Regions from separate parts of the Homo sapiens genome. Here all the other regions are linked to region 2. Evidence: chromatin contacts called from ENCODE Hi-C or POLR2A ChIA-PET data. All regions are on one chromosome and are shown on one strand. Each heading gives the region's core, a stretch centred on a gene start or an enhancer-like site at or near the end of the contact. The rest is flanking DNA. Distances are from core to core; before and after follow the strand shown.

What was found. A loop is a pair of places that touch in the nucleus more often than their neighbours do. ChIA-PET counts read pairs that join two places held with the same protein, here RNA polymerase II (POLR2A). Pooled maps may share reads with other maps.
Region 1: a loop to region 2 is called in a pooled map, with 20 times the contacts of the local background. The contact joins the promoter of EEF2 here to the promoter of TIMM13 in region 2. A Hi-C loop is called at or near these places in 3 of 50 pooled maps. POLR2A ChIA-PET finds 5 or more read pairs at or near these places in 3 of 52 experiments (Caco-2, activated CD4-positive, alpha-beta T cell and naive thymus-derived CD4-positive, alpha-beta T cell).
Region 3: a loop to region 2 is called in a map of naive thymus-derived CD4-positive, alpha-beta T cell, with 8 times the contacts of the local background. The contact joins the promoter of DOHH here to the promoter of TIMM13 in region 2. A Hi-C loop is called at or near these places in 1 of 168 maps with a recorded cell type or tissue (naive thymus-derived CD4-positive, alpha-beta T cell) and 5 of 50 pooled maps. POLR2A ChIA-PET finds 5 or more read pairs at or near these places in 1 of 52 experiments (AG04449).

What each region holds. Positions count from the first base shown.
Region 1 is chr19:3,982,977-3,987,959 of GRCh38, reverse strand. It overlaps EEF2 (eukaryotic translation elongation factor 2), which reads left to right and starts at 2,497. Exons shown (of 15, transcript NM_001961.4): 1 at 2,497-2,582; 2 at 3,610-3,824; 3 at 4,669-4,850; 4 at 4,942-4,983. The coding sequence starts at 2,580. RefSeq lists enhancers at 1-245, 2,262-2,311, 3,567-3,786, 3,080-3,931 and a silencer at 2,592-2,701.
Region 2 is chr19:2,426,336-2,430,999 of GRCh38, reverse strand. TIMM13 (translocase of inner mitochondrial membrane 13) reads left to right here and starts at 3,414. Exons shown (of 3, transcript NM_012458.4): 1 at 3,414-3,586; 2 at 3,676-3,744; 3 at 3,954-4,664. The coding sequence starts at 3,467. The coding sequence ends at 4,052. LMNB2 (lamin B2) reads left to right here. Exons shown (of 12, transcript NM_032737.4): 12 at 48-2,834. The coding sequence ends at 89. RefSeq lists enhancers at 2,944-3,093, 3,178-3,923, 3,924-4,664 and a silencer at 3,644-3,733.
Region 3 is chr19:3,498,515-3,502,852 of GRCh38, reverse strand. It overlaps DOHH (deoxyhypusine hydroxylase), which reads left to right and starts at 2,179. Exons shown (of 5, transcript NM_001145165.2): 1 at 2,179-2,292. It overlaps LOC105372245 (a long non-coding RNA gene), which reads right to left. Exons shown (of 4, transcript XR_936262.3): 4 at 1,802-2,918. RefSeq lists an enhancer at 2,068-2,177.

The sequences.
Region 1 (4,983 bases), core at 1,248-3,747, 1.6 Mb before region 2:
CGCTACTGCGGTCTCTGAGCTCTCCTGGCGCCGCAGCAGGCGCATGCGCAGCGGAGCTTCTCTGCAGAGGTGAATTTTTTTATTGGTCCCCACCCTAAAAGACCCAGCGTATATTTATTATTGTACTTATTACAGCTGACCTGGTTGTGGCTGCTTGTGGTACTCCAGGATTCTGCTCTTCATGGATGTGGGGATGACAGTGGGAGAGATCCTTCCCTGCCAACACCTGGCTCCATCCCTGCAGTTATGGGGTTGAAAATTCCCCTTTTTCCCTTAAGCTCTCCCCCTAGTTCTTTAAATTACATGATGTTAGAATTTTTCAATAAGCAACCCATGCACTTGAGAAGAAATTCAACCCCTCTTTTATTAAGTTCCGGGATACCTGTGAACAGCCCCCCCTCCTTTTTTTTTTTTTTTTTTTTTGAGACAGAGTCTTACTCTCAGTCGCACAGGCTGGAGTGCATGCAGTGCCGTGATCTCGGCTCACTGCAACCTCTGCCTCTCGGGTTCAAGCGGTTCTCCTGCCTCAGCCTCCAAAGTAGCTGGGATTTCAGGCGTTCACTACCACGCCGGGCTAATTTTTTTATTTTTAGTAAAGACGGGGTTTCTCCATATTGGGTAGGCTGGTCTCGAACTCCTGACTTCAGGTGATTTGCCTGCCTCGGCCTCCCAAAGTGCTGGGATTACAGGCGTGATCCACCGCAAGCAGCCTAACCCCTCTTTAATTTTTAAAATTTTTAAAAATTTTTTTGAGACGGAATCTCGCTCTGTCGCCAGGCTGGAGAGCAGTGGCGCGATCTCGGCTAACTGCAACCTCCGCCTCTCGCCTGACACCTCTTTTAATGAAAACCTTTCCATTACATCTCTGAAATGCTCCCACTTTGCACGGAAAAAACGGCTGCGAAGCCCCCAATAGGAAACGCAACACGTAGCAGGTGCTCAGTGCATTTAAAAATTTTGAAGAATTTTATTATTAATAATGCGAAACTGACTACCCCTCTGCTAAAAACTCATGCCCCAAATGGCGCATGCGCTTGACTTGCAACTTAACTAAACGCGTCACAGGTACAGGTGTAGGTGGTTAGGGACCCCGGGCGCTCCCATCTGCTCCCTGCCGCGCCCTCTGCCTTTCAGAGCCTCAATCCTTTCGGAAGATACTTTTCAGTTTTCCACTGGGTTAAATGGTGATAGGAAGAGCAATCATCCGTTAAATGAAACCCAAGGTTGAGACAGCGCTTTGTAAAGCAAAGTGCCCGAAGCATTCGTGAGGGGGAGGAGTGTACAGGTTTATTTTAGAGTCCAGGCTGGAATTTGCATTGCTTTTTGTGGATCCACACCTCCCCCTCTCCCAGCCCAGGAAAAGCACTGCAGTGGCTCTCCTGTTTCACAAAGTGAGTTTAAGGAAAGATGTACCGCAGGGGGTTCATTTGCACTGTGAGAACATCATTCATGCAAGAAATGCTGAGTACCTACTATGTGCTAAACAGCGGGTTGGGCTTTTCATAAGGGATAGAGTTACACAATTGAATGCCAATTCATGAGATATGAAATACATTCAACTGTTTCTTAGGGTCAGATTAGGACACAAATGCTAAACAGTCTTCCTGCGCCTCCCCCTGGAGAGGAAATGAAATAGAAAATGAAATTGTGCCAGTAAACCGCTTAGCCGGGTGCCTGGGACATGGCAAACCAGTCCTGAAATAAATAACTGTTTTATTAATAGCAATCTTAGCTAATTAAAATAGATAGCGTTTATTGAGCGTTGGGTATCAGGCACGGTCCTAATTCTTTTAGATGTCTTTAGTTCGTTTCACTCTCCCCCAAACAATAGGGTGGTATTGATCACCTCCGAGCAGGTGAAATTGAGGCACAGAGAAATCCTAGTAGCTGGTAGAAGAACACGCAGTGTGGTCAAGCTAGCAAGGTGTTTGGTCCACTGCTATATCTACAAAACCCCTAACAATGCCTGGTGTATAGATGCTCAGTATGCATTTGTGGGATCAGTGATTCCGATGCCTGCTTCTTATAAAGTTTTTATTTAGAAATAATTACAGGTAAGGAGTTGCAAAAACAGTATAGTGGTCGCGAGTGTCCTTTTTCCCTCGGCTTCTCCCAGGGGTATCGTCTTACGTAACAATGTCCAAACAGGGAAATTGACTTGGGTATAATCCACAGACTCTATTCACCTTGTAAATTGGTTTTAATAGAAGTACTGGACAACTTGTAAGCTAATATCGTTGCTATGGTTCTCGTTCTCAGCTAAAACGGCGCTCTTTACTTTGTGCACCTGAACACTGCACACCGAGGGCGACCACCGCCCCCGAGATGCCCAGCTTCTATTCTAGAGCGCCGCGCCGGCGCCGAATGGGTTAACGGGCGGGGGGACACGCCTCCGTGCGCTTGCGCGGCGTCCCTTCGCCCCGCCTTCGCAGCGCAGTCACATGACCCGCCCAACCGGCGTCCGCCTATAAAAAGCTGAGTGTTGACGTCAGCGTTCTCTTCCGCCGTCGTCGCCGCCATCCTCGGCGCGACTCGCTTCTTTCGGTTCTACCTGGGAGAATCCACCGCCATCCGCCACCATGGTGAGTAACCCTGCCTCGCTGGTGCCCCGGAGCGGCGGCGGGGCCTCCGCGGGGCCTACGCTGCCTAGCCTGGGACGCTGGGGCCCCCCGTGCCAGGAGGAGACGTAGCGGCGGCGGGGCCGGAGGACCCGGGGCTGGGGAAGCGGCCGCCGCCATGTCTGTGCGCCGCGCTGTTCACCGAGCCCTTTCTCCGTTTCCGAGGGCGCCATAACCTTGCCCAGACCTGGTTGGAGCTGGGTTGTTAGCGGGGATGGGGGTGGGGAATGATGATGTGGCAGGCGTAGTAATGGCGGGCACCGCGGTGGAAGCGGGGAGACAGGGAGGCGCCTTATGTAACCCGCGGGCCGCGAGTTTGAGATCGATTTTCTGCCGGGGGACTAGGGGCGGCAGGGAATGGCAGAACGAGCAAAGCGACACCTGAAAGGCTCCCCTTTTCCTTCCAAATACCTTCTCCTGATGCTGTTAATCGTCGACCTTAGGCACTTGTCCTTCCTATGACTCCCAGATGTACAAAGACTCTTATTGAGACACGAGGTGTAGGCTTGTGGCAGTTAGGGCCGTTCCGGCTCCCCGTTATTTCCTGGGGTGGGTGGCCTTGTCTGATCCCGTTTGCCAAGGGGTGACCTTGCATTTTATGATGAAGCTTCTTGCTCGGGGAAGTTTGGGTGGCCCGGTGACAACGTGGAGGGGGCTTTAGGAGAGGATTCATCCCTTACGTGTTTGGCCCCAAATGAGACTTTAGTATTTGTACCTGGTATCAAGGAAATCTGTTGACACTCAGTTTTATTCCTGAGCACTTTTATTTCTGGGTTGTCAATCATGAATGACACCTATTAACGGTGGTTCCTTGGAGATTGCGGGGTGGCTCTTAAGGGGTGTTAGGCTGGCAAGATTCGGTGGGCTTGGGGCACCCCAGCACCAACCCCCTCCTGGCCTTGGGCATGCTGGTTCGTTTGGACTGAACGCTCCGTGCCATGCTGTGTTCCTGGAAATCACGAGCTGGTCTGAGCCTCCTTGTCTTGCCCAGGTGAACTTCACGGTAGACCAGATCCGCGCCATCATGGACAAGAAGGCCAACATCCGCAACATGTCTGTCATCGCCCACGTGGACCATGGCAAGTCCACGCTGACAGACTCCCTGGTGTGCAAGGCGGGCATCATCGCCTCGGCCCGGGCCGGGGAGACACGCTTCACTGATACCCGGAAGGACGAGCAGGAGCGTTGCATCACCATCAAGTCAACGTGAGCTCCCTGTGCCCTCTGTACCCAGGCAGGGAGGTGCTGGCCTGGCAGCTGGAGGCCACTGGGCCAGGGTGCGCGGGGAGAGACTTGGCAACGTCTCTTTCCCCTGGTTTCTTAATTCATGGGAGAATGAGTGAGGTTCAGTCCAGCGAGACAGGATGGAGAGGCACAGGGATTCGGGGTACTGCGAGCTGGAAGGTTTTCTTGAGGAGGGGGCTTAACTCCGTGGTTCTCCCTCCCTGGGGGACTTGCCCCCACTCCTACAATATCTGGAGAGGTTTGGCTGTCACACCTGGGAGGGGAGGGTGTTCTAGTGCTTGGGACGCTGGGAAGCTCCTGTGTTGCACTGGATGATGTTCATTCCATGTCAGTTTCTGGCCCCGATATGAGTAGGGGGAGCGCAGAGTACGGTGACCCCAACTGCTTTTTGTCCTGGGTTGGTACATTGGTGAGGGACTCTGGCTAAGGCTCTTCATTTCCCCTGGAGCAGGGGCAGAAGTGAGGAGGGGAGGGTCGGAGTCTCTGGAGGCTTTTGCCGTCCTGCTGGGTCTTTTAGTTGCTACTTTGAGTCAGGTGTGATGAATCTTGGGACCAAGTCGGTGGGGCAGGATGTCTGGTCAGGAGGGCTCTGAGGATCTGGCTATGGGGCTGGTACCAGGAGTTCCCTGTCATGGGGGTGGCATGTCTCGGACAGAGGCAAAGGACAAGGGTGGGTTGGCTCTTGTGGGAGCCTCTCCAGGGATGAGTCATGGAGGGAGGAGCAGCCTGGCTTCTGACAGCATCCCAGACTCCCTGGGCCAGGTGTGTGGCTCCTGTCCCCCTGACGAGTCCCTCCCTCCATCAGTGCCATCTCCCTCTTCTACGAGCTCTCGGAGAATGACTTGAACTTCATCAAGCAGAGCAAGGACGGTGCCGGCTTCCTCATCAACCTCATTGACTCCCCCGGGCATGTCGACTTCTCCTCGGAGGTGACTGCTGCCCTCCGAGTCACCGATGGCGCATTGGTGGTGGTGGACTGCGTGTCAGGTAAGCAGTGGGTCCCCCTGAGGCACGGCCTGGAACCGGGGGCCATCCTTGCTTGAGGATGACAGCGCCGCCCTGTCCCCCGTGTCCCCAGGCGTGTGCGTGCAGACGGAGACAGTGCTGCGGCAGGCCATTG
Region 2 (4,664 bases), core at 2,165-4,664:
CAGGCTGGCCCTGATCATGGCCGACCTTCCTTCCTTCCTTCCTGCAGGGGGACCCGAGGACCACCTCAAGAGGCTGCTACGTGATGTGAACCCACACTCCTCATCCACACACCTTTCTTTACCCAGAGCCACTGAAAACTATTTTTATATCATTGGCTTTCTTTAGTTCTTGATACATTTCTAGAGAATTTCTAAGCGAACTGCCAGAACGTGTGGGTGGGTCTCCCCCAGCCCTCCCTCCTGGCGGGTCTCCTCCAGCCTCACTTCGCTGCCACTTCGCCGCTGCCCCGGAGACTTTTCAATCCCACCCCACTCCTCATCTCACCATTTGGTCAAATTGGAAGCCCAGGGCCAGGACCCGGAGGTTTAGAAGATGCTTGGGCTTGGAGGGAGGAGGGCCGGCGAGGCTAGCGAGGGGACAGGAGACGGCCCTGCTGCGGACGGAGCGCGGAAACTGCGTAGGAATTCAGTGGTGGTGGGTTTTTTTAAGGCTTTCTACAAAACCAAATTCAGAATCCAGGCGTCGACCTGGTGGGGCCCGGGGCCAAGCCTGCATTCTGGCTGCCCAGCTTCGGACAGCGGGAACTCCTCAGGCAGCCACGCAGCGGGTGTGGGCCAGCATGGGGATGGCGTGGCCCCCAGGGCGGGTTTTCACTCCGCTGCCTGGGCTTCCAGATTCCCGTTCTGGCAGCGCACCGGCCGGGTTTCTCGGACCGTTGACTTTATTTGGGGGAGTTTTCCCGCAGTTCAGTTCCTGACTGTGCAAGGCCAACAGGGCAGGGGAGGGGAAGACCTGGGGAAGGAAGAATGAGGACAGTCCCGTCGTAAGACCTGTCACAACAATAAGCAGGGAGGGGAGATGTGGAGGGGACACATCTGGTTGCCTTGGAGGCAGAAGCTGTGAGTTTCAGAACAGCTGTCTGCAGGGAACGCCACCATGTTGACCCTCTGGAGGAGAGCGCTGTGGAGCCCCTCCCGTGTTCCAGCTCCGTCTGCCCTGTGCCTATATATACACATGCGTCTATCCATACTGTGCTTTTATCTGTGATTTTCTCGCTGAAACCATGTTTCTCAGACAGGCCAAGGCCACCTGACTCCTATCACGACGCACCCAAGCCCCTCAGTCCAGCTTCCCAATGCCTGGCACCCCCCTTCGGCAATAGCTCACCGTTTACACCCTCCCTCATAGATACACAGAAGTTATTTTTTTAATGGATATTTATTTTTTTACATTGGTCAGTACACAGGTCAGGAGCTCACGCCAGGGCCTTGAGGACAGGCTGACCCTCCTCCCCGGGGTGGCGTGGGGCTGGGGCACCCTCCGACGGCAGAGCCTCCTTCAGAAAGTGCAGCTCAAGTCTTAAAGACACCAAAACTGAGCCATGGGCACGCGCCGTCTCCGGGCCATGGCGTTCACTGCAGGGCGGGGGCGGCACCGCTCCCCTGTGACTGCATCCCGCCTCCCTGGGGACCTGCCTGTGGCAGGAAGGAATGGGGGGCCCCAGCCCCAGGCCGGGAAGGAGCCAGCGGCCGACAAAGCAGAAACACCCGCTGCTCCACGTAGCCCCTGCTCGCTGTCCTTGCTCTCAGAAGTCCCGGTCCCATGTAGATAGAGGGGGGCGCATCTTACCAAAGCATTTCCTCCTGGAGGCTACGCCGCTGTGCTCCCAGTCAGGCGGCTGGTAGGGAGCTTTGCCTGCCCCGGGGATACCCTCTGCCAGCCGCTGGAAGTGGGAATGCTGGCGACAGACTGTGTCCTCTTTCCCACCTTCATAGCAGGAATCACCCGGACCCGACTGGCTGGGCTTCGTGCTAGCGAGGGTTCTGGGGGTGGGTCTTGGTGATCTTGTCCTATGGGGAGTCTGCAGTGGTCTCAGCCACATCCTATGTATTTTGGCTCTGGAGGAGCAAAGCTGTATCCTGGAGTTGGTCTGTGATTTGCCGACAGCCTTGCAGGCTGGGCTCAGGGACAAAGTCCCCCCCAAAACCCGCAGGTCCTCATGTCCAGACGCTGCCCAGTCCTGTCCTGAAAACAGCACGCCCCAGGCCCACAGAACCCCCCACCCTACATTTGCCTTGGGTGGAGCTGGGGGTGGTCCTAGGACTGCGGGTGCCCTTAGCTGAAGGGGGTGGGGAGAAGCGTGGACTGGGCAGCCTGTGGGTAATTGGAGGTTCATTGAGAATTGAGTCTTTGGAAACACTAAGAAAATCAAATTTTTAAAAGTTATTTATGGCCTGGGAAACAATTTGCATTTGTCCCCAAATACGCTTAGCTGTGTGCCGCTTAGAACGATGCGAAACCATCCCTCTGTGTAAGCCCGTGCCGTGTGACTCGAAGCCTAGCGCCCTCCCTGCGAAGCATCAGACGCCACCCAGCCCTGGGGGGAGGCCCACGCCTGCTGGACCAACGCGGGTTCTGGGGTGCACAGCGCCAGGTTAACGCTGAAGCCTGCCCCGCTGAGCCCAGGAGCCGGGAGGCCTGCGGGCTGACCCAGAATCCGATCATGCACCTGTCCTCATGCCAGCGGCTTTGGCTGGGGTTGGTCTGAAGCCTGCACGCGGCAGTTCTTTGTTAAAGATCTGAGGGACTCCTCAGTCCTGGGGCGTCGCCGCCTGCAGCCTCTTCCAAGCCCTGCGTCCAGCGAGCGTCACAGCACAACCTGCAAAAACGGAGCTGGGCTGCAGCTGGGGCTGGCATGGACTTTCATTTCAGAGATTCGGTTTTTAAGAAGATGCATGCCTAATGTGTTCTTTTTTTTTTCCAATGATTTGTAATATACATTTTATGACTGGAAACTTTTTTGTACAACACTCCAATAAACATTTTGATTTTAGGTTCTGCCTCTGAGTTTATTCCTGAGGGGAAGCTCGAGCCGGGGCCTCTGCCCTAATGAAGCGGATGTCTAAGAAAGATCCCTCCACCCCCAAGGAAAAAGGTCACTGGCTAGTGTAGCTAGTGTAAACAGGACCCAGGCGATGCATGGGACCCTGCCCTTTTTTTTCTAGTGAGCCTCCGACGCTGTTGCACAAGCTGACTCTTCGTCACGTGATGCGACCGGGCTCCGCCCCGGCGGCAACACGCTGTATAGACGCGCCGGGTGCCTCGTGCGCATGCGCGGCAGGCCCTTCGGGACGAGCTGGAGGCAGAGCGTGAGTACAAAGTGATCGGCCTCGGCCGCACGTAGTAGCCCCCCTACTCCCCGGCCAAGTCAGGGCCTCCCTCTTCCCGCGGAGTCGCAACCACGGGTAGCTCGTGTAGGTAACGGCAGGTCCAGGCCTCCGCATGAGCGGAGGGCCCCCCGCGCGACCTTGAATGGCCCGGGCGCGCGCGGTCGTGTGGGAGTTGTAGTCCTCCGTCCCCGTCCGCGCGGACTCCGTTTCCCGTGGTGCCCCGGGCGGCCCGCTTCCGGCGCAGTTAGTTACGAGTCGGCGCACGCGGCCTCGGTCCGGTTGACTTTGCGGAGCCATGGAGGGCGGCTTCGGCTCCGATTTCGGGGGCTCCGGCAGCGGGAAGCTGGACCCAGGGCTCATAATGGAGCAGGTGAAAGTGCAGATCGCCGTGGCCAACGCGCAGGAGCTGCTGCAGGTGCGGGGCTGGCCGGGGACGGGCGCTGGGGGCGACAGGGCCACCCCTGGGGGCCGACGTCGCGGCTAAAGCCTCGCGTGTCTCCACAGAGGATGACGGACAAGTGTTTCCGGAAGTGTATAGGGAAACCTGGGGGCTCCCTGGACAACTCCGAGCAGGTGAGACCCGCGGAGGTTCGGGGCAAGGGTCGCGAGGGCCTAGATTCGAGGGGGGAGGTGTCTGCGCGTGCGCAGACTAACGGGGAGGTGCGACGGAGTGGTCACTGCACGTGCGTAGTCTGCAGCCCGGGCGTCCTGGAGCCGGGGTCAGGGCGGTCCCCGGGGCCGCGAAGTCCCGAGCTGAGCCGTGCGCCCCTCCGCTCCCGCAGAAGTGCATCGCCATGTGCATGGACCGCTACATGGACGCCTGGAACACCGTGTCTCGCGCCTACAACTCGCGGCTGCAGCGGGAACGAGCCAACATGTGACCGGCGAGCGCGGGCCACCCCACCCTGTTCATTTCCATAAACGTGCTTTGAGAGGCGGGGTCCGCATGTACGTACTGCCTGCCCGGGGCTTAGGAGGGTGGCACCGGTGCTGGGACACACGGGACTGTGTCCTCGCCACCCCCCGCCCTGCCCCCTGCCAGCCAGTGCAGCTTGGATCTCGGGGGTGTGGGGCCCTGTGCCTTCCTGAAGTGCTGGCAGCCCAGTGGCACCTCCTTCAGGCCTTTGGGGTATTCCCCTAGTGTGCCCAAGTCAGCCTCATATTCTGGGCGGACAGCTTGTCTGGACTTCGGAGTTGGGGGTGGTCAGACACCACAGGAGCTGTCACCTCCTGCGGATGGGCAAATAAATTGGTGGAGGACGGAGAGAAACCTCTTTATTTCCCTCCTGAGGGGTCTCTGGGAAGAGGTGACGCGTGTCCCTGGAACCCCAGCTCGGAGGGTCTCAGCCTCCCCTGGGTTGGGAGAAGTCCATCTTTCCCCTTAGTGCCACCGGGCTGCTGAGTCACGAGGAATGTGTTGCTGCTGCCACCCCTGCCCCAAAGGCTAAGGGGGACAGCCTTCCCCTTGTCAGGGCTTGCTTTGACCCTGCTTC
Region 3 (4,338 bases), core at 930-3,429, 1.1 Mb before region 2:
CTCTACTAAAAATACAAAAAAATTAGCTGGGCTTGGTGGTGGGCACCTGTCGTCCCAGCTACTTGGGAGGCTGAGGCAGGAGAATGGCGTGAACCCAGGAGGCGGAGCTTGCAGTGAGCTGAGATCGCCCCATTGCACTCCAGCCTGGGTGACAGAGCGAGACTCTGTCTCAAAAAAATAAAAGTGGGGGTGTCAGCTCCATGAGGCCAGACACTGTGTCTGTTTTGTCCTGTGTCCTCTGTGCCCAGGACACTATCCTCTGTGCTCAGGACACTGTCCAGCACACAGTAGTTGCTCAATAAGTATTTGTGAATGTTGTCTTAAAATAGAAGTTGGCCTTCCAAAAGGATTTCTTTGCTATGCACAGCATTTTATGTTTTTTCATTAATTTTTATTTAATTATTTTTTTGAGATGGAGTCTCACTCTGTCACCCAAGCTGGAGTGCAGTGACGCGATCTTGGCTCACTGCAACTTCCGTCTCCTGGGTTCAAGTGATGCTCCTGCCTCAGACTCCTGAGTAGCTGGAATTACAGGCACCCGCCACTAGGCCAAGCTAATTTTAGTATTTTTAGTAGAGATGGGGTTTCAGCATGTTGGCCATGCTGGTCTTGAACTCCTGACCACAAGTGATCCACCTGCCTTGGCCTCCCAAAGTGCTGGAATTACAGGCGTGAGCTACAATGCCCAGCCATGTTTTTTTATTAATTGCTCATTTTTTTTTTTTTTTTGAGATGGGGTCTTGCTCTGTCACCCAGGCTGGAATCCAGTGGTGTGATTACAGCTCACTGGATCCTTGAACTCCTGGACTCAAGCTATCAAGCCACCTGAGTAGCTGGGCCTACAGGCATGAGCCACCAGGCACAGTTGATTTTTTTTTTTTTTTTTTGGAAATGGAGTCTTGCTCTGTTGCCCAGGCTGGAGTGCAGTGACAGGATCTCAACTCACTGTAACCTGTGTCTCCCAGGCTCAAGCGATTCTCCTGCCTCAGCCACCCAAGTAGCTGGGATTACAGGCTGAGCCACTGCGCCCAGCCAAATTAAAAAAAATTTTTTTTCTGTTGAGACGGGGGCTTACCACATTGCCCAGGCTGGTCTTGGAATCTTGGGCTCAATCGATCATCCTCTCACCCCACAGCCTCCCAAAGTGCCAGGATTACAGGTATGAGCCACCACTCCTGGCAGTCACCCACATTTTAAAAATAAGAGATTGCAAGCAGGGCACAGTAGCTCACGCCTGTAATCCCAGCACTTTGGGAGGCCAAGGCAGGTGGATCACCTGAGGTCAGGAGTTTGAGACCAGCCTGGCCAACATAGTGAAACCCTGTCTCTACTAAAAATACAAAAAGTTAGCTGGTGTGGTGTTGCATGCCTGTAATCCCAGCTACTCGGGAAGCTGAAGCCTTTTTGTATTTTTAGTAGAGATGGGGGTTTCACCATGTTGGCCAGGCTGGTCTCGAACTCCTGACCTCAAGTGATAACACCCACCTCGGCCTCCCAAAGTGTTGGGATTACCGGTGTGAGCCACCGTACCCGGCCTCTTTCAGGTCTTTCTTCAGATGTCACCACCTCAGATTCTGGCCACCCTTCCTGAAACTGCACACCCTATACATACACCGCCCTTGGCTACCGAATTTTTTCTCGTTAGCCTTTTTCACCATCTAATAGGTATTGCATTTACTTATCGTGTTATTTTCTGTCTCTATAACAACACTGGGAGGCGTACGAGGGTAAGGGCTGAAGGCTCTCTTGTCCTCAAGGCCATGTACTATTTATTACATACATGAATGAATGAACGACTGCATTTCTTCCTTTTTTTATTCCTCACCTACTTAAGGTTCGAGCTCCCTGAGCCCATTGGCCAACACCTCTGGAGTCTGACCACGCCTAGAAACACTGCGCATGCTCCGTTGCTAGCCAGCCCAGGCAGGGCGCTGAATCGGCACAAACCAGTCTCACTTCTTGTACCGCAGTGGGGAGGTTGGAGAGAATTTTTTCCCATGAAAGGGCATACGTTGCCCGTCCCCTTCCCCGAAGAACGCACTAGGAATACTGTTCCTGCGTTTGCATGAGCTGTGGCACCAGCACCGACTCAGCCTTCCGGGCCTCCCTCATGCACGGAGCCTCTCACTAGGTCTCACCCGCGGCTGCGTTGGTGCCGTCCGGCACGGTCACGTGGGCGAGAAAATGGCGGCCCCCAGACCGCACTGCGGGCGTCGCGGCAGGTGAAGCGGTGGTGGCAGAGGCGCCTGCGGTTACTGGCCGGGCCGACGGGTCCTGAGTCTCCAGAGCTCGGTGAGGCGTCCCGGAGGCGGCGATCACGGTGTGGGGCCCGGGTCTGGCGGGCGGTGGCACCGGGAGCGCCTCGTTAGGGAATCCGGTCTCAGGGATTCGTTGACTGTGGATGGGGCGGGTTAAGGGGTCTCGAGTCCCGGCGATCTCTTTCCTCTGGGATTTTTTACATGAAAGAGTGCCCACCTCACGTCCTGAAGCTCCTATGTCGTACGGTTGGGTCTCAATGGTCCCCAGTGCCCTGCCAGCTCGCACAGGCCTGCCCTCTGGTTTCTGATGACCCCTCTTTAAAGGTGTCACTCTCCTTTGATGGTCACCTGTGCTTAGGTGGCTACACTGCCCTCGTCAAGCCCAGGCAGCCTTGCTGACGCCACTGTTCACCAGAGAGGGCTGCCAGCATGCCATAGCCAGCCTGTCTTGAGATGAAGCATCCGCCAGGTTCTCAGCCGATCTGGAAAGAGAGGGGTCCCTTCTCCCCTTGGCTGTGTTCTTTTATCCTAAGTCATTCAACAAAGCGTTGGTGGTTTAGAGCCCGACTCTGGAGCCAGACTTCCTGGATTCCTAACTCTTCACGCTGCTCCCAAGCAAGTTCCCAAGCACAGTCCCAAACTGTGCCTCAGTTTCCTCACCTGTAAAATGGGGACAATCTTAGTAACTACCTCACAGGGTAGTGATGTAGATCGAATGAATTAATGAATGTAAAGAGCATGGAGTGCCTGGCGCGTAGCAAATGCTACATAAGTGTCAGCTGCTATTGTCACGGTTGTCGTTTTTATTTTATTTATTTATTTTGAGACAGGGTCTTGCTTTGTAGCTCAGTCTGGAATGCAATGGCACGATCTCGGCTCACTGCAACCTCCGCCTCTCGAGTTCAGGCGATTCTCCTACCTCAGCCTCCCGAGTAGCTGGGATTACAGGCGCCCACCACCACGCCCAGCTAATTTTTGTATTTTTAGTAGAGATGGGGTTTCACCATGTTGGTCAGCTGGTCTCGAACTCCTGAACTCAGATGGTCTGTCCACCTCGGCCTCCCAAAGCGCTGGGATTACAGGCGTGAGCCACCGCGCCCAGCCGGTTATTGTTTTTATTGAGGCCCTACTGCGTGCAGGTCATTGCACTAAGTGCTGGGAATACAACAGTGACCAAGATAGACTCAGTCCCAGCCTTCAGAGTTCTATTCTAATGAGGGATAAGACCAATCACAAGCAACTAAACCAATACTTTCCAATATGATATCTAGGAGTCTTAGGCGCCGTGGAGAAAAATAAAGCTGAATAAGTGAAAAGAGATGGAAGAGTAACATTGTCCATTGTGATCAGGGAAGGCTTCCATGAGGAAGTGATGTTGGAGACCCAGGAAAGCAAGAGGATGAGCACGGGTGTTCCTGGACCAAACTGAGGGTCGGGCTGCTATTTCTCATGGTCCAATAACGAGATGCAGATTAACTGGGGAGGAAGAGAGTTTTTATTTCTGTAACCGGTTACAGGGAGAAGGCCTGGAAAATATCGCCAGACCAACTCAAAATGACAAAGTTTTCCAGAGCTTATATACCCTCTAAGCTCTCCATCTACATGTAACTGAGCATCCATCTAAAGACTTAAAGTGACTAACTTCTTTTAATCTATAACTAAGATCTGAATCCTGAAGACTTTCCTTTGGAACCTCAGTAAATTTACTTAATCTAAATGGGTCCAGGTGCTGGGGTGATCACCCTTATCTCATCTCCAGTGGGTCCAGGTGCTGGGGTGATCATCCTTATCTTGTCTCCTGCTAAATCATGGAGGTTTGGGGAGTTCTTCAGACACCCAGTAAAACTTGTTTCATCCTAAACGGGTCACATTAAGAATTCCTTCGTTATTGGCTGGGTGTGGTGGCTCAAGCCTGTAATTCCAGCAGTTTGGGAGGCTGAGGCGGGTGGATCACCTGAGGTTGGGAGTTCGAGACCAGCCTGACCAACATGGAGAAACCCTGTCTCTACTAAAAATACAAAATTAGCCGGGCATGGTGGTGCATGCCTATAATCCCAGATACTCGGGAGGCTGAGGCAGG